Regions from separate parts of the Homo sapiens genome. Here regions 1, 3 and 4 are each linked to region 2. A link is a loop called in an ENCODE intact Hi-C map of the cell type or tissue named here. Cell type or tissue: OCI-LY7. All regions are shown on one strand. Region 1 overlaps LINC00841 (long intergenic non-protein coding RNA 841). Region 2 has its middle 120 kb from the start of LINC02659. Region 3 overlaps LINC00841 (long intergenic non-protein coding RNA 841). Region 4 overlaps LINC02659 (long intergenic non-protein coding RNA 2659).

Region 1 (8,000 bases), 91 kb before region 2:
CAATGCTCAGTCAAGTAGAGATAGCTCTACTTGATAGATAGCTCTATATCAAACAAATAATTAGTTGTTAAAACCTTCCCACAACAAACCTCCAGGCCCATATGACTCTGCTGGCAATTCTTCTAAACATTTAAGAAAGAAATAATATGAGTCCTACAGACATTATTCCAGAAATTTGGAGAGGAGTGAATATGTTCCAACTCAATCTATAAGGCCAATTTTATCCTGATACTAAAATCAAAGCCTTAACTGAAAAAGAACATTGCAGACCAATATCATTTATGAACATAGATGCTGTATTAGTTCCCTCAGGCTACCATAAGAAAATATCACAGACCAGCTGTCTTAAACAACAGAACTTTATTTTCTCACAGTTTTGGAGGTTGGAAGATGAGATCAAGGTGCCAGCAGGCTGCTGGTGGGTCCTCTCTCCTGGGCTTGCAGAAGGCTGTCTTCTTGCATGTCCTCACATGGCCTTTCCTCATGCACATTCACTCCTGGTATTTCTCCCTCTTCTTATAAGGACACCAGTCTTATTGGATTAAGATCCCATCCTTATGACCTCATTTAACTTTAATTACCTCATTAAATGCCCTATCTCTCGATATAGTCACATTGGGGGTTAAGGCTTCAACATATAAATTTGGGGGATAGAATTCAATCCATCGTAGAGGGAAACACTCTTAAAAACATTTTTTTTAGCAAACCGAATTCAATAATATAAAAAATGAATCACCACCGAGTAGTTGTATTGCAGGGATTCAATGATGATTTAACATTTGAAAATCAGTCAGTGCATTTCACCACATTAGGAAATTGAAAACGAAAAAAAAAACCCCACCTATCATCTCAACAAACACAGAAAAAGTATTTGACAAAACTCATCACGTATTCCTGATAAAAACTCTCAGAAAACTAGGAATAGAGAAAAAGTTTCCTGATCTGACAGAAGGCAGTTAGGAAAAAACTCTGTAGTTAATGTTCCTACTTCAGGCTGACAGACCGAATCCTTCCCATTATGATCAGAAACAGAACAAGGTGTCTGTCTTTACCTTTTCTAGTCAACAGATACTGGGTGTTCCTGTCAGGGCAATTAGGCAAGAAAGAGAAAAAAGTCACTGAGAGTGGAAAGGAAGAATTAAAGTTATTTTTACTCACAGATGGCATAATAGTCCATGAAGATGTGATGGATTCCACAAAACCTCGTAGAAGACATAACAGAGAATATACTTCAGTAAGGAGACTTTGAAATCAGAAGGTAGATTTCCCAATAAAAAGAAGTTCACAGGAAAAAAAGTAAACTTTTCGGCCATTTAAAAAATGCTAAGACTGACGATTTTTGTTTTTTGAAGATTTATTTTTATTTTTATTTTTGAGACAGAGTCTTGCTCTGTTGCCCAGTCTGGAATGCAGTGGCGCAATCTCGGCTCACTGCAACCTCTGCTTTTTGGGTTCAAACAATTCTCCTGCCTCAGCCTCCTGAGTAGCTGGGACTACAGTCATGCACCACCACACATGGCTACTTTTTGTGTGTGTGTGTGTGTGTGTGTTTTTAGTGGAGACAGAATTTCACCATGTTGACCAGGCTGGTCTTGAACTCCTGACCTCAGGTGATCCACCCACCTTGGTCTCCCAAAGTAGAACTAAACCATTAGGCAATATGATCAGTTGGCAGATGGGCGGAGATGTACTTAGGATAAAAAACATTCTGAAATTCTTGTTGTCTGGGAAGAAATTAAAATATTAACTTTACACTTTTTAAAGTCTAGTATGCACATTGAAATGTAATGGTAGCTAATAAAAATAACAGGAATAGAATGTGTAATTCTAAACCAACAGAGAGCAAGGGAGGAGGATGAATTAAACCTGCATAAATACAATGACAAGTAAAAAAGAAGAAATAAAGAAAGAAAAGGTACAATAAATTCAAGACGAAAGATAGAATGACAAAATAGGCCCAAATATATAAACATTTACAATAAAGTTAGTGATTGTTTCTAGAGAAAAACAACTTTTTCCAAATTAGATTTTAAAATCTAATTATATTACATTTACAAGATGACCTAAACCTAAAGCCTAGAATGAAAGAGAAGTATATTTACATCAAAATTATTAATAAATAAAGCAATACTCATATTAGGCACAATATATTTTTAAGCCTGAAAGCAAGGAATAAAAAGGATAATTACTCAAAAGAAAAAGAAAATATTGATTAGGAAGGCAAAATAGTAAAATAATGTGTATTATTTCTCCAAACCAAAAAACATAGCATCAAATAGGTAAAATGGAATCTGATCAAATTTGGCCAAATTCGCACAGGGATTGATAAACCTGTAATACGCTGGGAGATCCTCATGGACCTCTGTCATAATTGTTGAGCTAAATTAACTGAATAAGTTTAATCTAATAGCTATACAGAGAGAGTGCTGCATCAAACCAGGAAACAGTCACGATTTTCGACCACTTGGAAAATGTATAATGATAGAACTCTCTGCAAATACCAATGCATCATTATCATATAGACCATATTTTCTGACCACAATGGAATAAAATTAGATATCAATAGGTAGAAGGCAAAAAAGCCCTAAACAAACATCAAAACAACAACAAAACATAGCAAACTAAAAAGACTCCTTTAAAAATTTTATGGGTCCAAATAAGTTATTATGAATATTACCAAAGATTTAGAATTTTGTAGTAATATAAGTATTGCCTATCAAAAGCCATGGAGTAGAGCTAGAGCCATACTTAGGGGAATACCAGTAGCTTTAAGTGTATATATTGTTATTTAAAAAAGTTAACACAAGAAAAATGGAATAATCCCAAAATAAGAAAAAAATAAATAATTAAAAGAAAACGTTAATGAAGTTGTGTGTATTACACACACAATTACACACACACCACATATACATTTAAATCAAAAGCTAGGTTTTGAAAAGATAGGTTGTAGAATGGTACATTCTACCAACAAGCTTAATGAAGCAAGGAGAGAAAGCACAGATCACCAATATTAGAAGGAGAGAAGGAGGAGGAGTGTTGAGGTTGGAACAGGCTGGGGAAGGTCAGATTTTGATTAACTTGTACAGTGTGTCAAAGATTTGGGGCTTCATTTCAGAGCAGTGGGAAACCTCGAAAGTTTTTAAGTAGATAGTAAATATATGGATGGGGGAGGGGATGGTGGATTGGGAAGGAGTGAGTTGGACTAGGTAGGAGACACCAGTTACAGAGAGGACTGCAGAAGCCCAAGCAAAAAATGATGGCGGTATTCATAAGGGAAGAAGCAGACAAAATGAAGACCTAGGAGACTCAACAGAGATGTGGATTGTAGAGCAAATGGGATTCAGTGTTTGAGAGTGCATCAGTTAGGTCTAATCAGGAGACAGAAGCCACGCAATAATTTGGACTGAAAAATTTTAACATAAAGAATTCTTGCTGGGCGTGATGGCTCATGCCTGTAATCCCAGCACTTCGGGAGGCCAAGGCGGGTGGATCACCTGAGATCAGGAATTTGACACCTGCCTAGTCAGTATGGTGAAACCCCGACTCTACTAAAAACACAAAAAATTAGCCGGTATGGTGGCGTGCACTTGTAATGCCAGCTACTCAGGAGGCTGAAGCATGAGAATCCCCGAACCTGGAAGGCGGAGGTTGCAGTGAGCCGAGATGGTGCCGTTGCACTGCAGCCTGGGTGACAAAAGTGAAACTCCATCTCAAAAACAAAACAATTCTTAACTGTAATGTGGGAGTAACTATAAAGGACAAAAACTAACTTTAAAGAATACTCTGGGGATGAGGAAAAATACCCAAGGAGGATGGAAACTTGGAGGGCCCCTCACCAAGGCTGGGATTCTGACCCGGTCGGAGAGGGTGTGGCTACTGCCCATTACACGTCACAAAGGAGGTGGCCAGGCGTTGCTGGGCTGCCCAACACTATGAACTGCACAAAGATGGCGCTCCCCATAAGTGAGGCTGGGCAGAGCCCCGCTGTGCACCCCCATCTCCACCTCCGCATGTCATTTCTGAAGCCTCGCCACTCAGTAGTAGGAGGAATAGGCCAGTACCAGCAAGAGAGCCCCTTTCTGCTGCTGCATCCCTCCAGTGTCCTCTATTGACAGTTGAACCTGGTGGCAGTTGCAGATGAGAAATGCTTACAGCTCATTTTTTTGCTGAGCAAGAAATGAGAGATGAGTTTAGAGCTGAGAGGCATTCAACTGCTACCAGATGGGATGCAGGGAACCCATGACTCCCAGGAAATTGGCCAAGTCCCTGAGAGGACAGTTGGTGGCATTCTCGGAGACAGGACCCTTGAGGAAAAACTCTAGAGCAAAGCAGAGGAACGGTGTCAGCATTTTGAAAATGCTGAGCTGAATGACACTGAGAAATGCCCAGTGCAATGATAAACGGGCAGATAGTTTCTCAGGGGCCTGGGGCCTGGATGGGGGCTGGGCTGGAGTGAGAGAGAGGCAGGTCTCCAGCTGTGCTATGCACACCTCAGGTTGAAGATGCTACATAGGTAAAAGCGCTGATGGTTCAGCATGATTAACAAGGTATTGGGGACTACATTTAGACTGAGGCTGGTATTTTGCATTGCAATGGACAAAAATATCGCTGTCACAGCTGACTTGGGGCTCATTCATTGCACATGCAGTGAAGGCAGCTGTGTGGCGGTGGGGCCACAGGGCAGGTAGCATGGATGGAGAGAGGATTCTGAATAACTTTGACTCCGCAGGTTTTTCATAAGGAAGGGCTGAACAAAAGCAGCCAAGGGGGCCAGAGAAAGAGAAAGTAGAGAGTGTGAGATTAGAGGAGATGGGCAAGTTCTAGTGAAGATGCAATGGCCCATAGTGTCACAGAAGACAAAGACTGCAAAGAGGCCCTTAGCGTCAGTGACCCAGAGGCCTGTGCTGAGGCCTGCGCTGACTTGTGGCTGGTAAAGTTTCAGTGGAGGTGGAGGCAGAGATTACTGTGGGCCAAGGAATGGGGGCAGGAGAGGAAACAGCTGGTGACAATCTGTGGTCACATTTGCCTGTGAATGAGAGGAGAAAGGATGAGAGTAACTGTGGAGAGGTGTGAGGCTGAGGCAGGGTTTTACTTTTACTGGGAGAAGGAGCATATTGATGGTGATGAGATTGCGAAGGGTGGCAGATGGAGGTTACATACTGTCATGAGTGTGAGCGAGGGAGAGAAGACTGCAAGGGGCTTGCCCAGAGCCGGCAGTCAGGGATGGCTTAGCACGTTTGCTCACCAGCTGGGAGGCCTATAAATGTCATTTGGATGCCTTCCAGGGATTAGCCAGGGGACACAGATGGATTTAGTAAGGATGATAACAGATAGTTCTCTTTTTAAGCAAGGTCACATGGTAGTGCATGGTGTGTGTGTGGTGTGCATGTGTGTGTGTGCTGTGCACGTGTGTGTGTGTGTTAATAGCTACCAGAGCCCAGGTTTCAAACTGAAATCACTTGCAAAAGGGTGAATATGGCTGTGGGGGCTGGAATCAGAGAATGAAAGGCTAAACACTGGCCACGACCTTCAGTTCTGGCCTGTGAGCAATAAGAAGACATCATTAGCATAGTCTGACTTTCTCTTTTTTTATTTCTATCTGCGGTGATTTCTCAACATGTCTTCCAATGGGCCGCTGTGAATTTCAGCATCAGTCACCAGCTTCTACTTGCACATGAAATGCATAGTCCCCACTCCCAGCTTTTCAGAGTGCCACACATCTGGAAGCAGCCTCCTGATGCTCCCAGCTCCTTTTGGGTTGTGGATTTGTTTATTTTGCATTTATAGTTTTGCCAAGTTTTTGGCAAATTTTTTGTTGATTTACATTTAACTTTATCAGTCTGTTCAGGGTTTCCTTCCCTAGCTTGTTCTCAGATGTGGCCAAGCATCACTCTTCACCAGGAGGTGAGTGGTTCTCTCCTGGCTGTGGGAACGTGAGCAAGGTTGTGCTACCTCCCTTCACCCGAGGCTCACATCCTCTCCTGCAGTGTGGGATGTCTGGACAGTGGCTCTCCTCCCTCCAGAATCCCTCAGGGGGAGACAATAAAGGATGTGTGAAGATATTGTGCTTACAAAGCCATGCACACATCAGGTTGAAGATGTTGTATAGGTAAAAGTGCTGATCATTCAGCTAAATGCAGCAGGACTGCATTTAGACTGCAGCTGGTATTTTGCATTGCAATGGACAAAAATATTGTGGTCACAGCTGACTTGGGGCTCATTCATTGCATTGTATTTTGTATAAAAGTGTATGAGCCAGAGTGAAGCAGGATGCTGAGGTCCTGCCTTTCTGGGCATCTCTGGGAGGCAAACCACACTGTTGGGCTTCCAGGTGTCTGGGTAAGATTGTCCTGCAGCCTACCCCTCCATTCCAGGAAGCTTCCTAATGTTTGGTTTCCAGAAGAGACCAAAAGTCAACTGACTTTAGGAGCCCCAGCCCTGCTGCCTGCCCCACTGGAGCACTTAGCCAGATCTTGCATGTTTGTATTCCTCTGATAACATGTGGGAATCTGGCAGTACTAACTGGAGCGCACACTCCATTAATTAACTCAGCTCCTAGAAGGTGCCAGGGACTTTCCTAGGAGTTGGGGTGCAAAGATGGAGCAGATATGGCTCCTGCCCTTGAATGGCTCATGGTTCAGTGGGGAGATGGTCCACAAAGCATTGGAATAAGCAACCTGAGAGAGGCATGTGCACAGTGCCATGGACACACAGATGAAAGAGCAGTCGATTCTGAAACTGATGAGACAGAATGATGGCATGGGAAGGGAGCCAGGAAAGGCAGGCTGGGCCTGGAAGGATGACGAGAAGCTCATCATGTGGGGAAAAAATAGAGAAATGGCATTCCAGGTAAAGGTGAAAATGGGTAAAAATACAGACGTGGGACTAGGCACTGAGTGTGCAGAGAAGAGGTAGCATCCTATGAGATGGAGAAATGGAGGGATGGAGTGAGAGAGGCTGACAGAAATTAAAACCAAAGGGAGTGTTTGGTGCCCAGTTTGAAGAGAGCCTAATGGCCGAGTTCCCTCTTCAGCAGCGCAAGCTGTAGAAGGATTCTGAGCAGGGGAGTGACTGAGGGAAGGTGTGGATGCCAGAAAGTGAAACTGCGGGAAACAGAGTATGGCTGCAGGGCTCCTGGCTCACCTATTAGTGGGTGAGCTAACAGGGGCTGCAGGCACCATCACCATGGAGCTTCGTGAGGCCCTGCATTTCTGAAAGCTGCTCTGTTCTGCATCTTTCTGGGAGAACTCAGCATGCCTGGGAGAGCCCTGTGAGAGGCCCTGCAGTTCAGGGATGCTGCGTCTCCTGGCTGGAAGCTGAGACTTCCCCAGAGCAGTGCGTTTTAGCAGGGAGTGGCCTGGGCTAGACACGAGGGGCAGTGGGGACTCGAGTAGCCAGGGGTTCTGGCCATGCCCTCCTTAGCAACCCCAGGTGAGCGTGTGATTTAAGGAGAAGCATCTTCAGCTCATGGAAAGAATAAGGCTATCGCCTGTAAGACAGGAGCCAATTTCAAAGCTGCTTCCAAGTGCTGATTTCATCAGCTTCTCATAGAAGAGTGTTTGCTACAGACTCTTGTAACGAACTCAAATCAGCAGCAGCAGGGCAATCTCTTTTGGTGTGCACAAATTTTTCATAATTAAAGCAAGGCAAGGTCATGACCCTTTCCTGCCAAATGTTTCTTTTTGGATCCCTTCAGGCAGAAAGATCCTACTGTCTTCTATTTATGGTACTTCTGAACAAACTCAAAATGAAACTAAAAACTGATGGCCCTAAAGGGGACCCCGAGATACCAGGTGGCCCCACATCACAGAGGGTAGATTCTGAGTAGGGTCGGTTAGTGGCAGTTATGCGGGAAGCTCTACATGTTTGAAAATCAGTGTTCTGTGGAAAGGCTCTGTGACAACCATGTGCTAACAAGAGTATCAGTCAGCCCAAGTGCCACCCAACAGAGGGTGGCATCACCCCATGTCCTCCCATGGCCCAGTGCTACCGTGGTAGGG
Region 2 (8,000 bases):
AATAAACAGAATCAGCACCTTCAAAACTGCAGAGTGCATTAATCTGAAAAGAACAATGAAATAAAAAGATTTCGAAGTATGAAAGACATAAGAGAATAAATGAAAACCATACTCAAAGCATTAATCAGTGTAGAAAGTGATTTGAAAGAAGGCCACAAAAGTTCTTTAGGTGAAAAGTATAGTCATTGAAAAATAAAAGCTCAGTGGCAGAGCAAAACACAGATGAAGCACTGCTGAGGGACTGGTGAACAGGAAGATGGTTCCGAGGATGCAAAAGAGAATGCAGCACAGAAAGAAAGAGACGCAGCAGCTGAGAGACATGGAGAGGACGGAGGTTGGGTCCTTGAAACAGGAATTCCAGGAGAGAACAAAGAAAAAGGAAGACCAGCAATATTTAAAGAGATAAAGGCTGAGGATCTTCAGATTTAAAGAAAATACGCATTTTTATTTTAGGGAAGCACGGGAGTTCTGGAGAAGAATGAATAAAAATAGAACTACACCAGATGTATTAAAACCAGAGAACATTGGAGAAAGAGACACTCTTTCTTACAAAGACAATTATATTGACAGATTTTTCCCCACAACAGTTAATGCCAAAATAAAGGAATAATCTCATTTTCAAAAAAACAAGGACTAAAGTTTCTCCCATATAAGCCCACTAAGATGTAACTACTAAAAGATGGGTTGTAGTTAGATAGAAATTTAACCTGAGGTAGGAGTCAGTTGCCAGGAACAAATGGTGACCAAAAAAAGGGCAAATATGTTAGGAAATATAAAACAGCAGTGTCTGGGGGTCAAAAGAAAATTTGGGGAAGGTTTAAAAATAGGTACAACTAAGGTACTAACAAGCAATAGCATGGTAGGTAGAAGGGTAGGAATCAGAACTGATATATTTCAGTATCTTTGTGTTGTTCAGCATGAAAGTAAAAGAATGATTAATTTTATATTTGTTTATTTAAGTATATAAATTGGAAATTTGAGGGTAACTAAAAAAATGAAAATAGAGTACAAACTTCAAAATCATTAGAGGAAAAAATGAATTAAGGGAACCTAACCAGTTTTATACAAGATAGAAAAAAGAAACAAAGAAATAATGAACAAAAAACATGGTACAGAGAAAACACCAAATAATATGGTAAAAATAAATGCAAATATGGGTAATTGCAATGTAAACACTAAATTTGAATTATAAATTAAAGGATTTTTACATTTGATTATAACAAATAAATGATACAAAACAAAACCCGGCCCTAAACATCCATCTAAAATAAAATGGCAAAGAAAAATTAAATTAAAAGTAAAGAAATGGAAAGGTGGACCATGGAATTACTAACCAACAGAAAGTGATTGCACCAATGTTAACATTAGATAAAACTAGTATTTAAGGGAAAGCATTTTAGAGATTAAGCAATTTATTACTTACTAATAAAATATGTATTTTCAGTAGGATTTTCAGCCTAAATGTAACTAAAAACATAGTCTCCGAATCTATAAGCCAAAACTTTTAGAATTACAATTAGAAATAATTAAGTTATGGTCACAGTGGGGAAAGCTAATGAATCAGCCAGAAGCGTAGTAGTAAGGATGGATAAGATCAGAAAAATGTATTAATGAGTCGGTCTAATAGATATTATATGAATTCTGTACCCAACAAATAACATGTTTTTTAAAAATATTATGAACATATTTTTGTTTTTCTTTTTTGAAAATCTAGTTTTAAAAGCCATCACATATAAATGTCATTAATTCCAGTAAAAGTAGTGATGGTGCAGCCTGACCTAAAAGTAAAGCCTCTCCACTTAGCCGGGGGAGGAGGCAAAGCACAGTGTGTATGTGAGGGGGTGTTGGAATGAGACAAGCATGTGAGTTACGACGAGAGTTACATAGCCCAAGTCAGCAATGTCTGGGTTTAAATCCTAGCCTCACTGTTGATTAGCTCTGTGACTTTGGGAAAATTAACTTAGACTCTTTGAGCCTTAGTTTCCTCACCTGTGTAATGGGTCTAATAGCAGCATCTACATCTTAGGGCTGTTGTGGGAATCAAATAAGATAGTGTATTTTAAGTGCCCAACACCATGTCTATCTCCTCATAAGTGTGCAATAAATTAGCTGTTTTCATATTCATTATTATTTTAATATCCTCCCTCCTATGTCGAATTATTTGAATATATTACTATATACTAAGGTAACTTACTTTTATTCTATCATCCGTCTTCTTTCAAGAATCTGGACTCTGAGTTAAATATTCGTGTTCTGAACATCATTTTGTGTTAAGATGCCTTTGCAACATGTTTTATTACAAAATTAGGGTGCTATTACTGACACATGAGAAGTGAGGAGGCCCAGAAAAAAAGATTAAGCTATTTTGAAGGAACTACATTAGTAAAACAATGAAGCAAAATATTTCAAAAATACATAATAAGGACTCCACGTATTATTGAGCAGATGTTGAAATTTGCAGAGGCAAATAGTAACCATGCGGCATTTTTCATCCCAATGCAGTGAGGAACTCAGAGTCTGGGGACATCCTAATCTTGCTTGAAGTAACACAACCCTACAAACACAACACTACGGTATGGTTAGAACTGAAGAAAGAATTCTTTGAAAAGTGTCTTTCTATTTTGACACAGAAGTTTTCATGTAAAACCCTGACTTTGCCCTCCAGGATGATGCAAAATCATTAGATAAAAACTTCAAGATTTCTCCAGAAATGTTGCCTTTCAGGAGCCAGAGTGACCTGTTGCTTTTGCTCAGATGCTGGTGTGAGCTCAGTCTGGACGACGTCCTTCTGCAGCAGGACAGGGCGAGATGCATTTTCATGGAGCCTCCAGTTTCACCAGAATGAAGCTGTGAGGTTTTTTCTAGAACTGAAAACTGAGTAGGGGGTTTGAAGCAGAAGGAAAGGGACCAGGTCATGCCCCTGGGTAGCTGGGCCCAAAGATCTGTTATGTGTGTAAACAAGGTTCCATTCAGGGCAATCCTGCCTTTGAGTGCCTGGGACGGTTAGAGCAAGGGGATGTCCCTAGGACCTTGGACAGTCTAGAGACAGAGAGGCCACAGGGAACAGGAAAAAGAGGGCATGGCATGGGGTGAGGGTGGGGTGTGCAGTGTGTTATCAGGAAAATGAATGGATGACTACTTTGGCATGAGTAGGTGGTGGGATGTCCTAAAATGCCAGGTTCACACAGCGGCCTCCACGCATGGCGAGCCGCGGACAGGTGTTACCAGGCAGGAGGCCAGGCACTTGGCACTGCAAGGCTCAGCCTGAAGAGGAGTGACAGTGAGGGCTTGAACCAAGGGAGTGGCGGGGGGCATTCTGTGGTTTTCTGCTTGTCAAATCCAGGTACACAGAATAAACACAATCACATGCATGTGATTGAGGCGCCCATGCAAAGACATGGTTCTGCTGTGTTACAGTGTAATTTCCAGCCTCTATTATGGGGTTTAGTGTCTCCAAAGATGGGGTGCATGTATCCAGGGGTGCTCAGGATAACCTATAGGTCTGTATTGCTTTCAAGTAAGGAAATCCATTTGGTTATGATAAGATTTCATTTGTGGAGTGGCCCTGGTTGCCTGCTTTGGGACCCTGTGTCTGAGATGGTGTCTCACAAACACTGGAGCAGGAGTCCCCAGCATGGGGTGATGGCTGCATCTTCATTCATTCCCTTGCTTCCAGTACATCAGTATTTAGAGATTTCTTTGCACTGGTTATGGATTTGCAGACTCTATGATCTGCACTGGGGGTCCTGGGTGGGCTGGGGCTCAGGACCACAGCAGGAATGGCTGTGCTGATATGCACCCAGTGCCCACTGACAACCAGCCCTGCTTTAGGCAACAGTCTTTGGCCTATGGTGGCTCCAATCTGCAAACACAGCTCAGTTCAGAAATCATTCGATTGGGGATATTATTCAAAAACTTCACTCTTCTCTAGAAGTCTAGATTTCTGAGCCTTCCCAAGCTGGGGCTTGCTTCAGGGAAAGGATGTGGTCAGTTCTGCCCCCTGCCCCGGTCCCCATCTCCCCCACCCACTAAGTGCTGTTTCAGAGGAGGGAGGGGGAAGAATGAGGGAGGAGAAGACTGGGATGGGGCAGCTCCTGCCTTGCCAGGGGCTTTGTTGTCTCTGGATCTGGAATGAGATAAAAGTAGATTCTTTATCTTGTTGGTATCATTGAGAGTTCTTAAGGGAGTCCTAGCTGGAGATGTGTTTTTTCTTCACCAAGGCAAATGCACCTTTATTCCAGATGGTTTCCTGGGACTCCTTCCTTAGCATGTAGGACTCAGGAGCTTCTTGCTGTTGGGTTCCTCTCTCCCTTCAAGCAGTCCTTTAGACAGAACCCAACTACTGCTGCTCTGTCTTTTTGGTGACCCCATCCATTCCTCAGGAAGCATGATGCCACCTGGCCCCTGAAGTCCTTGGGACTGGGCTTACTCTGCCCAAGTCTCATCTGTCCTACATACAGGTCACTGTAGGCGTCTCAGGTGTGAGTCAGGGAGGCCGCCCAAAAGCCTCCCTACTTTGAGGAAGCAATTCAAGGCTCCGCATGAGGAACCAGCACCATCTGCCCCTCGTCAGGTGGGACTGCAGCTCTCTGAAAAGATGTGAGGTCAGCATGCCCTTCCCCTCCCTGCTCTCTAAACCCTTTGATTTTTGGTCTGGATTAGGGGCTCAGAATGAAGCTACTTCTTGGAAATTTCCTTTGTAAATTCTGGTGGTGGTGTTCCAGTTTCCAATTTCATAGCCATAAGGGCTTCAAAACTTCAGTAATGACACTTTGTGGCATGTAAATGGGGAAAACAGTTGCCCATATTTTTTTTTCTTTTATTTGGCTGATTGGAGTCAAACAGAAAGGATGGGAGACCACTGCTCTAGACTTTTACTGCTTACCTTAGTTATCCATTCTAACAGATTTCTGGCCCTTCTCTACTAAGGTTCCTTGCTTCAGAAACTGCAATAGAAAAGCATAGCGCAAGTTTTGAGACAATCCATCATTTGGCTGCCTGGCTTCCAAAAGAAAGTTCCAAATGATTCTCCTTCCAGACTCAGACATTCCAGGCCCTATCAGAGCTTAAACGTGCTTTTTCTGTTTGGTCAGTCTGAGTTAAATTACTCTGTGCATTTTTGAGTTTCAAGAACAGGAAAAAAACTTTTTCAACCTGAAAAATAAATGGAAGCCATTCATTTTGGCAGCAGATAACTCCAAAAAATGTGACCTCTCAGAGTTCACACTGCCCAAGTGAATTGTTTCCTGGGAGGAACAGAATCTGCATGAGTTCAATCAAGTAATGTCAAGGAGAAAATGTTAAATGATGGAAGAAGAAAAAATATTTATAAGACAAGGAAATTTTGGAGCCAATTATTCTCCTTGATTTCCCGCCTCACTCTATGTCCGGGCTTCAACATTAGGCAGAATGTTTTATATCACTTTAGTAACCAAGTTAGTTTGGCTGAATGCATACAATGATTTGATTTAGAACAAGTGATCCTCTGGTGGCTAGGAAAATAAGTCTCTATAGAATTGGGATAATTTGATAGCTGCTGGGTAGGACAGATTTGTGTGGAACCTTGTGTAAACAAATCTGAATGGTACTTTTCCCCTTGGTGGATTCCTTTGGTAATCAACCTACAAGGTTCTGGAAATGGACCATTATACAAATTCGTAAAATACAACTGGATCTTTTCACCTTGGGATGTTTATAATTCTTTCCCTTGGAAATAAGATCTTTAAATATAAATCTCCATGGTAACGCTCTATGAGGAGTAACACCATAAATATCTCGCTAGGGAGAAGAAAATACAAAATGTTGGGCTACTCCGAGAAGTAGTAACTCAGTTTTGTGGCTAAGATATTTCAGATCCTCTCAAAGACTATACTTTACAGATCTTTTATTATAGTATTGCTAAGGACATAACTGTTTTTATTTCTCCTTCCTGGCTCTGTGGTAGGTGTAGGAGATGTGTGACCAGGAACAAAGGCTATTTTCTTGCCTTATATAGCTCAGGCACCTTGTTTGCTTGAGGAGACTGACAAGTCCATTGATAGCTACAGCACAGAGGGTACATGCCACAATGGTATGGGCAGGAGATGCTGTAGGGGTGGAGTGGGGTGTTATTAGCCAAAATTGTAAAGGCATCTTGAAACTCACAAAACACTTTACCATTCTGCACATATTTAGTGAGCGGCTGCTATAGGCTGGTTACTATACATTCATCACTTTCATTTTCAAATGCTTCTCCCAGTATTATAAAGTAGACCTCCACAAAGATTGGCATATCAGAAATGGCTTGCACATAGTCCTTGTCTTTACTGGCATCCTGCATGAGAAAATCTCATTGCCCAGAGACTCAAAGAAAATGATTGGATGTCAAAGGAGAGACTTCTAGGAGACACCAAGGAAAACATTGGAAAAAAAAAAAAGAAAATGAAAACCTTAAGAAGAACAACTTGAAAAACAAACAAAATAAGCCCAAAGTGTAGCACAGAACCCAAGGGCCCAATAAAGTATTTCGCAACTTAAATTAAGTACAAAGCAGGGCATCTTGAGAAATTCCCACATTTCCAAGGCTGAACCACATCTAGAACTCAGGGAGTGACTTGAATCCCTTAGGAAATAGATGCAGTAAGGGAACTGCATTGCACAAGGGCCAAGTAGAAAGATTGCATGGCTCCACCACCCAAGGACATCAAGGGCCTTCCTGGGAAGCCAGAAGAAAACTAGAGACCTTATAAAAAAGCAAGAGCAAAACTGGAAACCCAGACTCTAAAACAAAATATTAAGTGAACACTTCCAGAGAAAGGGATACAAAATAGTTGATGTGGCAAATACAGCAGTATGAATTAGTTGAGCACATGGAATGAAGAGAAGTGTGGGATGATGTCCTTCCAAACCCCACCAGGCAGTGCTTCCCTCTGGAGAACATTAAAGAGTCTATAGGCCTGCCCTCTAAGTACAGCCCTGCTTTGGTAACAGGAAGGCCTATGGTGGCTCTAACCTGCAAATTCAGCTCCATTTACAAATTATTTCATTGAATATTTTATTCAAAAGCTTTTATCTTCATTAGAAGTCAAGACAGGCTCTAGAATAAAATGTTAGGTGTTAAGCAATGGCCTGTGGTTCAGACACTATCAGAAAATGGGATAAAACCTAGAAACCAGAGTGGAGATCTGGCCAGGTATCTCACTTCACTGATTTGTTGTTGTTATGTTTTTTATTTGTTTAATATTCAAGGGCATTACCTTATGTGCATTCCCGATAAAGTATGTATTTTGATATTTGGCTCTGTTAATGTTTTAATGTGTATTTCACAGACTTCTGTCAGCAAAACTTTGATCAGCCATGGATTTCCTTGTCGAAATTCCAAAAGGGAAAATGACTAACTGTGGTTTGCAAGTCTTTTTTTTTTTTTTGATCAACATTACTCCCTGCACATTTACATAGATACAGGCATACCTCAGAGATATTGTGGGTTCAGTTCCAGTTCACTGCAATAAAGCAAATGTTGCTGTAAAGTGAGACACGCAAATTTTTTTGTTTCCCAGTGCATATAAAAGTTACATTTACACTATACTGTAGTCTCTTAAGTGTGCAATAGCATCATGTCTAGAAAACAATGTATATGCCTTAATTAAAAGTACTTTATTGCTAAAAAATGCTAACGATTATCTGAGCCTTCAGTGAGTGGTAATCTTGCTAGTGGAGGGTCTTGCCTCAGTGGTGATGACTGCTGACTGTTTAGGGTGGTGGTTGCTGAAGGGTGAGGAAGCTGTGACAATAAAAAAAATAAGACAATAAAGTTTGCTACATTGATTGACTCTTACTTTCACAAAAAATGTCTCTGTGGCATGTGATGCTGTTGATAACATTTTACCCATAGTAGAACTTCCTTCAAAATTGGAGTCAATCCTCTCAAACCCTACGCTGCTTTATCAACCAAGTTTATGGAATAGCCTAAGTTTTTTGTTGTTATTTCAACAGTGGTCTTCATCCAGAGGAAATTCCAT
Region 3 (8,000 bases), 110 kb before region 2:
ATATATATTTAGGATAGTTAGCTCTTCTTGTTTAATTGATCCCTTTACCATTATGCAATGGCCTTGTCTCTTTTGATCTTTGTTGGTTTAAAGTCTGTTTTATCAGAGACTAGGATTGCAACTCCTGCCTTTTTTTGTTTTCCATTTGCTTGGTAGATCGTCCTCCATCCCTTTATTTTGAGCCTATGTGTGTCTCTGCATGTGAGATGGGTCTCCTGAATACAGCAGACTGATGGGTCTTGACTCTTTATCCAATTTGCCAGTCTGTGCCTTTTAATTGGAGCATTGAGCCCATTTACATTTAAAGTTAATATTGTTATGTGTGAATTTGATCCTGTCATTATGATTTTAGCTGGTTATTTTGCTCGTTAGTTGATGCAGTTTCTTCCTAGCATTGATGGTCTTTACAATTTGGCATGTTTTTGCAGTGGCTGATACCGGTTTTTCCTTTCCATGTTTAGTGCTTCCTTCAGGAGCTCTTGTAGGGCAGGCCTGGTGGTGACAAAATCTCTCAGCATTTGCTTGTCTGTAAAGGATTTTATTTCTCCTTCACTTATGAAGCTTAGTTTGGCTTGATGTGAAATTCTGGGTTGAAAATTCTTTTCTTTAAGAATGTTGAATATTGGCCCCCACTCTCTTCTGGCTTGTAGGGTTTCTGCCAAGAGATCCACTGTTAGTCTGATGGGCTTCCCTTTGTAGGTAACCCAACCTTTCTCTCTGGCTGCCCTTAACATTTTTTCCTTCATTTCAACCTTGGCGAATCTGACAATTATGTGTCTTGGGGTTGCTCTTCTCGAGGAGTATCTTTGTGGTGTTCTCTGTATTTCCTGAATTTGAATGTTGGCCTGCCTTGCTGGGTTGTGGAGTTCTCCTGGATAATAACCTGAACAGTGTTTTCCAACTTGGTTCCATTCTCCCTGTCACTTTCAGGTACACCAGTCAAATGTAGATTTGATCTTTTCACATAGTCCCGTATTTCTTGGAGGCTTTGTTCATTTCTTTTTACTCTTTTTTCTCTAATCTTGTTTTCTTGCTTCATTTCATGAATTTGATCTTCAGTCACTGATACACTTTCTTTCACTTGATCGAATCAGCTACTGAAGCTTGTGTATGTGTCACATAGTTCTCGTGCCATGGTTTTCAGCTTCATCAGGTCATTTAAGGTCTTCTCTACACTGTTTATTCTAGGTAGCCATTTGTCTAATCTTTTTTCAAGGTTTTTAGCTTCCTTGCAATGGGTTCGAACATCATCCTTTAGGTCAGAAAAGTTTGTTATTACCAAATTTCTGAAGCCTACTTCTGTCAACTTGTCAAAGTCATTCTCCATCCTGCTTTGTTCCATTGCTGGCAAGGAGCTGCAATCCTTTGGAGGAGAAGGGGCACTCTGGTTTTTAGAATTTTCAGCTTTTATGCTCTGGTTTCTCCCCATCTTTGTGGTTTTATCTACCTTTGGTCTTTGATGATGGTGACCTACAGATGGGGTTTTGGTCTGGATGTCGTTTTTGTTGATGTTGATACTACTCCTTTCTGTTTGTTAGTTTTCCTTCTAACAGGTCCCTCAGCTGCAGGTCTGTTGGAGTTTGCTGGACGTCCACTCCAGACCCTGTTTGCCTGGGTATCACCAGTGGAGGCTGCAGAACAGCAAACATTGCAGAACAGCAAAAATTGCTGCCTGATCCTTCCTCTGGGAGCTTTGTCTCAGAGGGGCACCTGGCTGTATGAGGTGTCAGTCAGCCCCTACTGGGAGGTATCTCCAAGTTAGGCTACATGGGGGTCAGGGACTCACTTGAGGAGGCAGTCTGTCCATTCTCAGAGCTCAAACACTGCTGGGAGAACCACTGCTCTCTTTAGAGCTCTCAGGGACATTTAAGTCTGCAGAATTTTCTGCTGCCTTTTGTTCAGCTATGCCCTGCCCCCAGAGGTGGAGTGTACAGAGGCAGGCAGGCCTCCTTGCGCTGCTGTGGGCTCCACCCAGTTTTAGCTTCCTGGCTGCTTTGTTTACCTACTCAAGCCTCAGCAATGGTGGGCGCCCCTCCCCTAGCCAGGCTTGCTGCCTGGAAGTTCGATCTTGGACTAGCAGTGAGCAAGACTCCGTGGGTGTGGGACCCACTGAGCCAGACGTGGGATATAATCTCCTGGTGTGCCGTTTGCTAAGACCATTGGAGAAGCATAACGTTTAGGTGGCAGTATGCCCATTTTCCCGGTACAGTCTGTCAGGGCTTCCCTTGGCTAGGAAACGGAAATCCCCCGACCTCTTGCGCTTCCCAGGTGAAGCAATGCCCTGCCCTGCTTTGGCTCACCCTTCGTGGGCTGCACCCACTTTCTGACCAGTCCCAGTGAGATGAACCAGGTACATCAGTTGGAAATGCAGAAATCACCCATCTTCTGTGTCAGTCATGCTGGGAGCTGCAGACCGGAGCTGTTTTTATTTGGCCATCTTGGAACAGACCCGCTATTTTTTTTTTTTTTTTTTTTGAGACGGAGTCTCGCTGTGTCACCAGGCTGGGGTGCAGTGGTGCAATCTCGGCTCACTACAACCTCTGCCTCCTGGGTCCAAGCGATTCTCTTGCCTCAGCCTGGTGAGTAGCTGGGATTACAGGTGCACGCCACTGCACCTGGTTAATTTTTGTATTTTTAGTAGAGACAGGGTTTCACCATGTTGGTCAGGTTGGTCTTGAACTCCTGACTTCATGATCCACCTGCCTCAGCCTCCCAAAGTGCTGGGATTACAGGCATGATCTTTCTATTTTTATACAAATCTTTTTATCCCTCCCACCCATCTTCAGGGGAACACATAGCCCCAGGTACATTTGGTAAGGCAGTCGGCATGTAACTACTCAATGCTGCTGGTGCAATGTGCAAATTGGCACAGGCAACACACAAACGAATACGCATGTCCCAGCAAAACTTAATTTACACAACAGGCAGTAAGCACATGGGACCTTCAGGCCAGAGTTTGCCAACCCCTGTTCCACAGAGTCAGACATCTCAGTTCAAGCCCTGTCTCCATCACTAACCAGTTCTGTGGGTGTGTGTCAATGGGAGCCTTGGTTTCTGTATCTGTAAAATGGGCATTACAACCCCCTAGTCACCTCGGAAGGAGCTCACTTCCTAATACTAGCACATTGGCAGCACCTGCATTCTGGAGGGGACACATTCAAACTGTAGCCGTTTCTGCAGCTGGGGTTGGTCTGGAGACGGGGGTGGAGAACTGAGCCTGAGTCCCACAGGTGTGTGCACCAGGGAAGGGCCTAGAATGTGGAACAGGATGTTACCCAGGGAGCTGTCTGCCCTTCATATCCCAGAGAGATGGCAGACTCCCCTCACAGCAGTAGTGAGTTAAAAGGCGAACAGAGATCATGTAGATTCGGAAAACACTGGTGAGCAGTTGCATCTCCCCTCCCTCATCATGTTTGCGTCTTCCTCAAACCAGGGATGGACTTCCAGTAGATTAATTGGTGGTCTTGACTCTGAATCTTCTACGGCCTGTGGTTCTGAAGTCAGGTCCACACCTGGTTGCCTCAGCCATGGCCTGGAGTTCTGGACGTTGTCAGAACAAAGGGCATGAGTGTGTCCCCTCTGCCGTAAGGAGCCCAGCCTGGAGACACAAGGCTTCAGTGACTTTGCCCAGGAGGCAAAGGGCAAGGGCAGGGGTGCCCTGGCAAAGGGTGTCTGTGTCAGTGGCTGCCAAAGCCCTGAGGTAGTCCAGGGGCCAGGGAGAGGGTTCCCCTAGTCGGGGTTCTCTGGGGTGCTCACAAATCACCTCACGTGACCCCAGAGAGAAGCAGCATCGGCAGACGGTGGGACTCGTCAAGCGGGATCTTGGTGGCCCTCACCCTTCCTCCCTTCCTCCCCAAACACGGAGGAGTGAAGACCTAGCAAGCAGGGGAGGGGAGGGAGTAGAAGAGTCCATGGGGCACTCGCAGACAGGCCTCAGCCAGGGACGTTCACAGTGGTGGCTGTGAGAGTTGATGGCTACTTCATGCCGGAAGGGGGCTGTGTTTGTGGGAGAAGGGATCAGAGAACTTCCTCATGACCTGAGAGGGCCTGACAGGCACCGAGACTTCCTCCAGGGACCATCAGGAAGTGGCAGGCGGGGAGAATGGCTGGGAGGTGACCCTGGACCTTTGTGAGGTCACTGATCTGAGTGGACCCTCCCCACCCAGCTGGCCATGGTAAGGAGGCAGGGGCCACAAAGACCTGAGGCAGGGGCTCAGGGTTTAGATAGAGGCTGGGGCAGGGTGGGGACTATGACAGCATGAGAGGGGGCTCTGGGCTGAACTGGGTCCCCTGCACCCCACAATTCCTACATGGAAGCCCTAGCCCCCAGCATCTCAGAATGTAGCTGTATTTGGAGATAGGGCCTTAGATTAGATAATTAAGTTAAAAGGAGGCCACTAGGGTGGGCCCTAATCCAATATACAGTGTCCACATAAGAAGAGGAGATGAGGACCGAGATGCACACTGGGGTGAGACCATGTGAAGACGCAGGGAGAATGCAGACATCTATAAGCCCAGGAGAGAGGCTCAGGAGAAACCAGCCCTGCCACACCTCCATCTCAGACTTCTGGCCTCCAGCCTGAGGAAACTGCCATTTCTGCAGTTTAAGCCTCCCAGTCTGTGACACTCATCATGGCAACCTGAGCACATGAATTCAGGAGGGCTGGAAAATCACTTCCCTCACACCCTTCCCCAGCCCTACTGAACTGCTGCTTCCTCCTCCCCTGTCCACCCGGATGGGGACTCAGTTGCCAGTACCTGTACCTCTTTGTTGAACCCTCCTTCCCCATCTCATTTCACCAACTACTATGAATTCCTGGCGATCCTGCATCTTAAATATCACTGAGAATAGAATGACCCCATAATTTACTATCAAATAGGGACACTTTAGAAGTGAAAGTAATTGTGAATTATGTAAGACAACAAGCAGACAGCAGGCCCGACCTAGCAATGGTGGGGCAAAAGTGGCCCTCTCTTCTTTCTTACCTCCGTGGCTTATTTCAGGTCCTCATCCTTCACCCCCTGAATGACTGACAGGCCTTTCACTTCTCTCTCTGCCTTTGCACTCAGCAACATCCTCCAGTAGATAATTGCTAAAATGCAAATCAAATCATGTTACTGCTTAGCCAATAAAATAACCACCACAAAATCAAGAAGTGGAAGACACACTAAAACTTAATGTGAGAGATTCTCTGTTGCCTTTCAGCATGAGGAGAGCCAAGTCCTTTACCAATGCACCCAGTTCCTCCCCAGCCCCTCCCTTCCAACCCTAACCTCCCGTCCTAAGGGACTGAGCTCAATTTCTCCATGATTCAAGGCTGCATCTTGTTTCTCTGAACATCAGTGATATTTGCTTAGGATACTGTCTCATTCCTTACCTGCCACCTTATACTCAAGATTCAGGTCAGTCATCCACTGGGGAATATGTGTGAAAGATTACTAGCCAGAAGGTTATTTGCTGGTGCAAGCAGACAACAGAGGCCTGTTAGTGGAATGAGGACTGTGACCATGAAGATAAGTCAGGTCCAAGTGCTACATGAGCAAGGAGGAGAGGCCTCACCCAAACTGGAGGGTCAGAAGACCTTCTAGAAGGCTGGTTTGGGAGATCTGTTCCCTTGAAGGAGAAAGGAAGAATCAGGTTCACCAGATGGGGAAAATATTCCAACCAATGGGGCAGGATGTTCCCAGAGAGGGGAGTGGGCTGGACCTTTACGAGAACCTAAAGGAGGTTTGATGTGGATACATCACAACATTCCTAGTCCCCAAGGAGTCCCCTGCATCCCCCTCCCAGGCGCTAATCCCCCATGGGGAACCATTGACTCCTGGCAGCATCCATCTGGCTTGTGAACTTTTGGACTTGCATAAATGAAATTGCATAGTCTTTAGTCTTTTTACTTGTCCCCTGTCTCCATTAGACACTGAACTTCTTGAGGGCAGAGATTGCGTCTTTTGTCTCCTTGTCCTCAGTAGAAGTTCAATAAATGATGTTGGCGAATGAATGAATGAATGCATGGTCACGACTTCACAGGGGCCTGGAAGCCTGGGGATGGCCACGACTTCACAGGGGCTGCTCTGTTCCCACACACACATTGAGGTGACCAGGTGAGGAGTGCATTGACCGTGGGTCTTTGAAGGGACCCTTGACTCAGGGAAAACCTCGGGACTGTGTCCAGATGACTTTTGTTTTGGTTTGAGTGCACAGTAAGTTAGTCATGTGATGTTCACGATGGGCTCAGCCTTCCCATGTGTGAAATGGAATATGAATTTGTCTGTGTCAGATCAGGGAGGGTACACTGTAGCTCTCCAGAAAAGACAAATTTTAAACAGCAAGTACAAAGACTTTTTACAGATCCTGCAAAGTGATTCTTGACCAGGTCCTGTGTGTCATGGACTGTGGTGAGGCATTCTTCTGCTCAGAGAGCAGAGCAGGTGAAACACAGCCTATGGCCATTTTCATTGGTACAAATAAACGAAGAAGCCTTTTTCCACCCAGAGGAGGATTTTTGTCTGTATCCTTTTGGTTTGGTCCTTAGGGAGAAATACTGTAGCCACCATGAATCCCTCCTGCTGCTCCCGCTGAAGCTCCTCCAGCCTCCAGCTCTGTTGCTTTCATGGTCCTTGGTACTTGGGGTTTGCTTTTCAGGTGTACTCACCTTAGGAATTAAATTACGAGTGATCTGAGGCTGGTCCATGTCAGATTCTTCATTTCCAAATGTCAATCTGTCCCGCTTCTCTCCCATTGGGCTTTCTCTCTGTTGAGTACTCAGGGAATACTGGAATAAAATGTTTCCATGGGGAGAATAATTGGGATCAGAAGGGCCCAGAACAGAGAATGGAGCCCGAGCCCTGGTGGGCAGAGGGCTGTGGAACCATAACAGGATTTGGGGACATCACACTTTAGCTCTCTTTGTAACTGTCCCTCAAGCTGGATCTGCTGATGGGCAGCTTTTGGGAATGCATGTCTGCTGTCACTGAGATGGTGGTCTCTGCATACTAAGGCAGGCTGTGAGGGGAGATGAGCTTTGACAAAGGTAGTCTTAGCCAGCTTGGGCTGCAGTGACCACAGACTGGGCGGCTTAAACAACAGACACTTCTCTGGAGGCTAGAAGTCCAGGATCAAGGCACTGGCAGATCTGGTGTCTGGTGGGGGCTCTCTTTCTGGTTTGCAGATGGCTGTCTTCTAGCTGTGACCTCATGTGGTGGGGAAAGACAGACAGAGAGAGAGAGAGAGAGAGAGAGAGAGAGAGAGAGAGAAATAGAGACAGAGATCCACTCTCATGATCTCCTTACCTCCCAAAGGCCCCACTGCCCAGCACCATCACACTGGGGGTTAAGATTTTGACATAAGACTTTGGTGTGTTTAAGGGGGCACAAGAGTTCAGTGCATGATGAGGCTTTCAGCACCCAGGCTGGCTTCACATTGATACAGCGGGTCCTTCTGCTGCTCCGAGGATTCAGCACTGGCAAGCACGGTTTTCACAGATGAAAAACAGAATATGGACCTATGCTTTCCACCCCTGCAGCTGAGGCACGCCGTGGGCTTGCTGGTTTTCCTCTTTATCTTCTTCTTCATCCTAGGTGGCCATTTGCCTCAGGGAGGGCTTCTGATCATACCAAGGCCCCGAGAAACTGTACTTTCACCTATACCAGAAAATTGGAGGGGGCGTGGGTACTGGATACTGACTCCAGTTGTTCCAGATGCTTTCTTTGCAATTTGTATAATGATATTGGGTTCTGGCCAAACCGAACCAACTTTATTGTCAATGACCAGAATGAATCTGTCATGGGAATGCTGTCCTGGCTTAGGCCAGAGCACTAGGGAATACTTCCCATTCCAAATCAAACTCCTTCTGCCGACTCTTTTGCTGCCTTTCTGAAAGGAGCAGAAACCTGACCTTCTCAAACAGATATTGATGGACCTGACCATCAGAAATTTCAGTGCTGAGTCCATGAAAAACATATGTCTATATATATTTGCTGTTGTTTGTGCCATTCTTAGG
Region 4 (8,000 bases), 130 kb before region 2:
GGATGTCTACATTTGGACTCATGAATACGGCAGTCATGGGCGATGACAGTGGTCTAGGAAGCACCAGAGGCAAGCTGATAAAGTGGAATGGAGGTGAAAGCACTGGAAATGAGCTGATGGAGGGACTGAGAACTCAAGGTATAGGACCTGAACGTCAAATTCAGTGGTAGTTAGGAATGGGTAACATGACTTGGCCTGGTACAGTAGTCAAGTTCTCCAGAGAAACACAAGCAACTAGGAGATATATGTACACATATAGGTAAAGTTATTATGAGAACTAGCTCACGTGACTGTGGAGGCTGAGAAGTCCCTTGATCTGCCATCTGCATGCTAAAGAGCCAGGAAAGCTGGTGGTGCAATTCAGTCTGGGCCCAGAGGGCCAGGAGCCAGGAGCACTGATGTCTGAGGGTGGGAGAGGGTGGGAGTCCTGGCTAGAACAGTAGGCAAATGCCCTTCCTCCTCATTTCTGCCCCATTTGGGCCCTCAACAGAGTGGCTGGCTGGTGCCTGACCACGCTGGTGAAGTGGCTCTGCTTACTCAGACCACCAATTCAAACACTAATCTCCTCCAATCACAGCCTCACAGTCACCCCCAGAAATAACATGTTACCAGCTACCTGGGCATCCCTCAGTCCAGTCAAGTTGACACCTAAAATTAAATGACTACATCTGGTTTCCCCAGAAAGCATGGCCTGAAACGGAGGCAGGAGTGAAAGTGCTGTCCTGGAGCACAGTGTCCAGGGCACAGGAGCAAGGCGGGGGTGTGAAATAGGGAAAGAAGAAGAGCTGTGCAAAGTCTGTCATTGTGTCAGTCACTGCTGCAGGCAACTGTGTGCTTGATCCCAGGGACAGCGAAGGAGCTACATGACAGGGGTCTCAGGGATTTTTCTATAGAAGAGAAAGAGGGAAATGTTTATGCACCGGCTCCCATCCCCCATTGCTCAAAGAGCCCCACATAGGGTGTGATCTCCCTAAACTCTCTCTGTGTTGTGCACCTATGGGCACTAAGCAGGTTCACAGGGAAACCCTGGGGCGGAACACCAGAGGCACACGGCATGGAGTTGAGGGTGGCTGTCTCCAGGTCGTATTGCGTGGAGGGGCTGGTTCCTACAGAGCATAGCTGGAATGAGTGGCAGGTGCAGCTGAGGGCATTTGATGGGGTGCCCCAGAGACGCTCCATGCAGTCCACCCAGGGACAGTCACACCCACTCACGTTATCTGTTAAGTCCAATCTGCCACAGCATCAGTTTCAAGGCAGTGGCTGGCTATAACCTCTGCAAACATTTAACTTAAAAGTATCGGTGAAACAAGCTCCCGTCTCCACTAGTGCAGCTGACTGTGTGGCAATAACCAGTGTTTGCAGACTTCTCCTCCACCTCTGGGTCTGAAAGTCCCCCACACTAGCCAGTGCTTGGGCTGATCTGGGTAGCTTCTGGATTTGGGAACTTTGACCTTCAACCTTCTTACCCAGAATATCTAAGGCCTTGGTTGTCTTGCCCTTGTCAGGGGGCAGGGGCTGCAGTTGCCTGTTCACCATCCTCACTGGATATGGAGGCCACAAAGGGTACCCCAGGAAATCACTGCACTCCATATAAGACTCCTCCTTGAATCCATTAGGAAGTGGAAACTCTAGCTCCTCACAGCCATCGGGATCCAGGCCCTTCACCAGTTCCCTCTTGCCTGTTGGTTCACTGGCATCTGTGGCCCAAAGGTGACCGGGTGAGAGTCACGAATTTAAGCTGAGTAGAGGCCCTGTTGTGCTCACTTAGTAGAAGCTTTTCCCTTGACCACCACCTCCACCCCCTTTGCCACCCCTAACCCAGGGCCTCTGATCAGCCCAAACCTAAGGCTGCTGTGGCAGGAAGTGCACATTCCCCAGGGGTCATGGGGGTGGCCAGCCCTGCCCCTTGGCTCCTCCAGGAGTCTGTGTGGGTACACACCTCAGGTGCCTTCTCCATACAGATTGGTCAACTTCCAGTGTGGCCACAGCTCTGCCAACAGGGAGGAATTTCCTTCACTTTCGTCCTCCAGGGATTTGTGAGTAGCAGGCATGGGCAGTCTACTTTTGCTGGTTGGTGCTGACGCACAGGGCTGCCCTATGTTGCCCAGGCCCAGTTCCGTCCCATGGCAGCTAATTGCAGGGAAACCCTGGAACTGGCCAATGCCAGCTGAGAGCAAGGTATCAGTGCAGCAGGCAGGGGCGCGGGAGCCTGGGCCATCTGTGCACATCATTTTCTCTTCCCCTGGGTCTGCTCGCGCTGGATCTTGAGCATCCCAGTTCCTGTGTGCAAAGGATTGCTGCCGTGCCCACCCAAGCTTATGGCACAGGGGGCATCCGACTGCATGCAGCCCTGCCTAGGAGCTCCTGTGGAGCCCAGCGTTGTGCCTGGAGTTGCTCTTCAAATATGAGTAATTCCTGCCACAGAAGAGGCAGCCCTGCCCAGATCCCAGGGGCCCATGCTGCAGCTCTGCTACTGGGGCTTTCCAGAGACTGGAGCAGAGGCATGCTCCATCGGATGCCGTGTGGCCTAGGGGCAAACTGCATACAGCCAGGGCCTGCAGTACAGCCTTTTCTGGCTCTGAGCCTCATGCAGAGTTGGCAGCTGACTAGGTCATGTGATAAATAGATCAGATCAGTACTTCCAGGTGTGGTTTATATGGCATCGGAAATCCACAAGGCCTGGCAAAAGCCAGATGCCGTCTTAGTGGTAGGGAGTACAAGGTGCAACAGCATGTCTTTCACCCCAGAAGAAACGTCCCAGCATCACCCAGACCACCGGACCTATGAACTTTGCAATGGGCAAAACTGCTTTGGGATCTGCTTCCACCTTCTGGGCCTCATGTGCTGTGAATACCAGTAGAGTATGTCATGCTTCCAAGTCAGAGGACTTGGGCTGCACTGGGTGCCTCTAGAGGAAAGGTCAATTGAGTTGTGATTTCCAGCATTAGGGTTCTCAAGGCACAATGCATTTATTTCTATCTGAAGAATGGGACTATTAATGTCTTCCCTACAATCCTCCTACTGTTATTATGTGGGTCAAAAGAGGAAATACACAGGAAGCACTTTGTCAACTGTGAAGCATTGCTCAAATATTAAATGATTGATATTATTATCCTGTTCTAGATGTCTCATTGCTTTTTTTTTTTTTTTTTTTTTTTTTTGGTGGGATTGGAGGCTTGAAGGAGGGGAAAGGCATGAGTTATGGTTGCCACTAACAGAGCTCAGGGCCAGAAAAATCCTGAAAATGAAGTGAACAGGGCAAACAGGGGCATGCTCCCATCCAGGTGAGCCTGTCCTGAAGCTTCCTCTACATTTCAGCTGGTGCCCTGGAATGGACAATTGAAGGGTGAAATGGAGCATTTCTAAGCCCTAATTATTTGACTGGTAGTTCCCTTAGGTGGAGCTATACCTACTCAAGCTGTAACCAAACTCACCCTGAATGGAAAGATGACCAAGCACTTCCTAAGCTCCATGTACTGCACGCGTGGCCTGCTCACTCCATGAAGCGGGCCGCCAGGTCAAGGCCCTTGGAGCAGACCTCTGAGGAGAAGGTAAGATGTCGTCTAGAAACTCAGCAGCAGCACACTATTTTGGGCTGGGAGCTTGGTCTGGGATGGATTGGATTTTCCTGAGGTCTCATTTTTCCTTGAGTAGAAGGTGTGCCCCAGAGCAAGCAATTTGACTTGGGCACAGATGACCAAGTGCCTGGATTTCTGGGAATGACAACCGGAGCATCACAACAGGTTAATGACAATGACATAGGAAGAGGCTCCAGGAGCAAACCTTGGGGGGTTTGGCTTCAGGAGTGAGTTCTGTCTGGCCTCCCCCGCTCTGTTGCAGGGCTGCACCATAGTTGAAGATGGTCGGGGGCCAAGCTGCTCCCCTGTGCACCGGCTTTCTGGGAGCAAATGTATGCTGGAAATCCAAGCCTTTCTCTTGGCAGTGATTGAAGGAAATCACTGGAAATACAGTGGTATCCCTGGACACCGAACAAGCGTGACTTATGGTATGCAATCTCAAAGCAACTTTTATTGTCAGAGTGCTGATTTTTATTTTTTCCTGGTCCTGGATAAAAACTCAGCAGTCCTTAAGTTTTATTGAAAAGAAAATTTAGAAATTAGAAATTAGAAAAATATAGAAGCACAATACTAGGATAATGTGAGATTATGAAAGCACACAGGGACATTCATGCAGAAGCTGAATAGTGAAGAAGGACTGAGGGCAAAAGTGGAAACATTCTTCTTTCCAGGGCTGAGCCTCATGGTTTTGTGCAGCTGACATTAGGCCTGGCCTGAGTAAAAAAAGTAAGTCTTCATGGACGTTTAGGTGTCTGCAACTTTAGTGTGGTATATCTACCTATTTTCCCCAAAATCAATTTGCAGACTTTTGGAGAGAATAATGATAAAATGAAAATAGCAAGGAAAAATAACACTTGTAAAAGATTAGGAACGAATTTGATGGCATATTACTGCCTTTTAAAATTAATGACAATTCTAAAGCTAGTATAAAATGGACTTTATTTAAATAAACCTGATCACATTGTAAATATCTTAAGAAGAAACAGTTTTCTTTGTATCATACTGTAATGTTAGTTTGCATGAAAAGCTCTGTGGTGCAGTGGCAAACAGGGCTAAGGATGTTTGCTGATGTCGCAGTGGAAGTATTAGGTATTGCATTGTAAGTAAAACATACACAGTAAAAGTTCACATGTCTGTAAACTATCCCCATATTATTCTAAATTTCATGGATTTTCAGTCTGAACTAGAAATCCACAGGGATCCTATCACTTGTAAACCTGGAGCTCGCTCCTGTCTTCACCCTGTCTGGCTGGTGTTTCATCTCAGAGAGTGATGTGGCTTTAAGGCAGAGGGCTCCAAGCAGATGGGCTGGCTGAGATGTTCAGTTTATTTGCTTTTGACCATGGAAAGTTATATCCCCTTTCCAAACCTATATCTTCACCTGTAAAATAAGGATAAAAAAATAGCACCTATTTCAAAGAGTAACTGTAAGAGAGAAATGAAACAATACACGTGATGTGCTTATTTGCATTGAGCCTAAAACTGAGGAGAGTTGATAAATGACACCTATTTCTATTTTTCCTCTTATGAGAGACTTTCATCAGAGTCTGAGTGAGCTGACTCAAACGACATTATAAAGCACCTGCTTTGTGCAAGACATGTGGGGATTTGGACCATCACAATGATTTCAAAAAAAAAACAAAAAACAAAAAACAGAGAAATGGTAGAGGAGCAGCCGTTGGCACTTTAGGAGTGTGAAAAGCACAGCACACACATACAATGCATGCACCCACAGCCCATAAACATCCACACCCCCTCCCACGTGAATGCCAGAGCAGAGCGCTTGGCTCATCCACGTTCCCTGTGCTCCCCCCATTTTCCAGCCTCCCTCACAGTCAGGTCAGATGTTCCGCCCAGTGGCCTGTGGGCGGCTGTGAGAAGGGTCACCTCCAGGTTGAGCAGGTGGGAGCCCACAAGCTTCCTTTGTCTTTGCCGCTTTGACCTGGGAGGCCATGGACCTGGGTCACATAGAGCAAGGTGAAGGAGGCTGCCTGACTCAAATTGAATATTGTGTGAGAAATAAACTTTTGTATATTGCAATGGTGATACAGGGGTTGGTTTTAAGAGCTAGTTGAGTGTCAGTCATTCTGCGATGTTCATCAATTACCTAAAAGGTCTCAGCTCTTGAATGACCACTGAGTGAGAGAACAATATCCAACAGCTGCAAAAGCAGACAGCTCAGATAGGGTTTCAATAAATGATGCACCCATTAAGAGGCACCGCTGGAAAGACCATCCTGACAGTGAGCTCTTACAGCATCCACCCAGCCTGTATTTGGAGAAACCATCTTTTCCTTCCCACAGTGGCTTATGCCATGTTGGAGACCCTCGGAAACTGGATTCTTCCCTTATCGCCTTCTGGCCCTCCTGATGATTGAGCCTCATGACCCCCAAATCCAGATGTCCAGAACATGAGATGTGGCTTCTTGGCAGGAGGTAGTGAGGGATGTGCGAAAGATTCAGATGAGTCCCAGCCACAGGCAGAGGCTGTGACAAGGCAGCTGGGGATGGGCAGGACTGTTGCCGGACTGTCTACACAAGCCCATTGGAAAATAGCAACTTGTGGCATTTAGGCTGTGAACAGGATCAAAGGGGGTCAAAGTCTCCTAATGGCAACTGGGAACAGGGAAGAGCTAAGAGGCTGGCAATTACAACATGGGCAAAGTGCAGGTCCACTCAAAACAGTAGCCAGCAGGTAGCCGTGTCTGCTGTGTGGTAAGCGTCTTACCTACATGATCTGTTTTGATCATCCTGATAACCTTATGAAGTAGGATTGATTACCTGTTAATGATGAAAAAACATTGAGGTTCAAAGATGGTAAGCAATTTGCCCAAGAATTACAGAATGATTAAATCTTGGAGCCAGATTCAAGATGAAATTCCTCAGACTCAAAAGCACTTACTCTCTTCACTTGAGCTCATTGCATCCCAAGAAGGAAAAGACATGAAACAAAATGGATGGCTTAAGAAGCCGGCATGGCCATTACCTGTGTGACTTGGCAGGACATCATGTTGGGACTTCAGAAGGAGGCCAGTAGGAAGAGGAAGCTGGAAATAGATGTGGCAGAAGCAGCAGGATCCAGGCCAGGGTCGCTTTCGAAGGTGAAATCTATTCTGCTAGTCTGGGCAATGGTAGCAGTTTCCAGTACCTGCAGGTGGACTACGAGGCAGTGACATTCTCGTTCCACCTGATCTGTTTAGCACCTTGCTGGATGTGTAGGGCAGAGTCTCACCTCCTGAGAAGGGGTCTGGGCAGGACTGCACAGGGCATCATGCCTTCCACCTGGACCTCTGGGCAGGGCTACAGGCCCTGCGGGTGGACTGGATGCAATTCGGAACATGGAGACAGACATGTTGCATTCCGACTAGGGAGACCTGGCAGAGCTTAGGGGACCCTGACAGTGCAGAGACTGTGAGGGAATCTAGGCTCGTCTTGGGCTGCATGGCCCCCCTGAGCAGCAGCAGGGACTGCTCTCTGGATGGCAGGGCTAAGCCTGCAGATTCTGGGGCTGCTGAGTGCCTACAGCCTAGGGTTGCGGAGAAAGTAGCACCTGACACCGGTTCAGAGGAGACAACCTGCCACTCTCTGAGTTACAGGCTGCATTTCACTTCACTTGAGGGTCCGATTCCGGATGGAATATAGGGCCATTAGAGGCGAGGACTGAGGGTCGGTAAGGCTGGAAGATTTGTTGGAAGGTCAGTGATGTGGCTGTTGACGTGCATGAAAATGAAGATGATGAACCAGGTACCTGACATCCGGCAGTTTATAGACAGCAGATCCCTAAAAGGGTGGGGCAGGAGGCAAGGTAGCTGTCCCTCGATACCTACAAGCTGTGAACAGAGTCCCCAGGACCCGTCCCTCTCTTGGGAACCACAAGCTGATGACTCTTTGGCTCCCACTGGTTTTGCTTGGCTTGCACAGGGTTAAAAGCTGAATTTAAATGTCCTGGGTGGGGCCTGTGTTTTCCAGGCCCACCAGTCCCATCCGATACCCAGACACCTTTACTCAGGTGCGCCACCTGCCTGGGTTGTGGGTGTCTGGGAACTGTCGCGGGAGTGCCGCCAGCCCGGTTTTGTTGTCCCATGCAGAGGCGGTGGTCCAGCCTCAGACTCTTAGCTGCAGGACTGACAGTGAAGTGAGAGCATGCCTTGCCCTTCCCTGCCTCCCCTCTGCAAGCTGTTTCCCCAGGACAGGACCCAGAAATGCCCCCCCAGCAGCCCCACCACCATCCTGCTCAATCTGGAAAGGGAGAGCAGAGAGGAAAAGAGGAGAGAGTTTGTGGAGAAACAGGGTGAGACAACGATTGGAAGTGGGCAGGGAAGACCAAGGGAAAGATATGGCCTTCTCCTGGGAGTCCAGAAGTGATTGTTATGTCTGGGAGCTCCCAGACATGTATTTTCCAGGTCCTGGGATTTTAGTTACA

The links. A loop is a pair of places that touch in the nucleus more often than their neighbours do. Peaks named below come from ENCODE experiments on the same cell type or tissue, not always from the same donor. Only the 100,000 strongest peaks of a DNase experiment are listed, where the experiment ranks them.
Region 1: a loop joins it to region 2, with 4 times the contacts of the local background. A loop is called at or near these places in 1 of 110 quality-filtered maps.
Region 3: it touches region 2 in a loop (12-fold over the local background); 1 of 110 quality-filtered maps calls a loop at or near these places.
Region 4: a loop joins it to region 2, with 3 times the contacts of the local background. A loop is called at or near these places in 1 of 110 quality-filtered maps.

The regions. Positions count from the first base shown.
Region 1 is chr10:43,935,074-43,943,073 of GRCh38, forward strand. The region is part of intron 2 of LINC00841 (long intergenic non-protein coding RNA 841); the gene reads left to right. Among named protein-coding and RNA genes, the nearest start is that of LINC02659, 27 kb to the left of the region's middle. In OCI-LY7, no CTCF peak of the experiment used is centred here; DNase peaks (open chromatin) are centred at 4,608, 5,038 and 6,188; H3K4me3 peaks cover 4,143 bases; H3K27ac peaks cover 4,799 bases.
Region 2 is chr10:44,025,813-44,033,812 of GRCh38, forward strand. No RefSeq gene overlaps it. Among named protein-coding and RNA genes, the nearest start is that of LINC02659, 120 kb to the left of the region's middle. In OCI-LY7, CTCF peaks have their summits at 4,558 and 4,767; a DNase peak (open chromatin) is centred at 4,549.
Region 3 is chr10:43,918,453-43,926,452 of GRCh38, forward strand. The region is part of intron 2 of LINC00841 (long intergenic non-protein coding RNA 841); the gene reads left to right. Among named protein-coding and RNA genes, the nearest start is that of LINC02659, 10 kb to the left of the region's middle. In OCI-LY7, a CTCF peak has its summit at 4,409; DNase peaks (open chromatin) are centred at 4,429 and 5,059; H3K4me3 peaks cover 797 bases; H3K27ac peaks cover 1,440 bases.
Region 4 is chr10:43,896,865-43,904,864 of GRCh38, forward strand. LINC02659 (long intergenic non-protein coding RNA 2659) reads right to left here. Exons shown (of 3, transcript NR_184145.1): 2 at 6,564-7,357; 3 at 4,501-4,959. Among named protein-coding and RNA genes, the nearest start is that of LINC00841, 8.4 kb to the right of the region's middle. In OCI-LY7, a CTCF peak has its summit at 4,626; a DNase peak (open chromatin) is centred at 4,657; H3K27ac peaks cover 978 bases.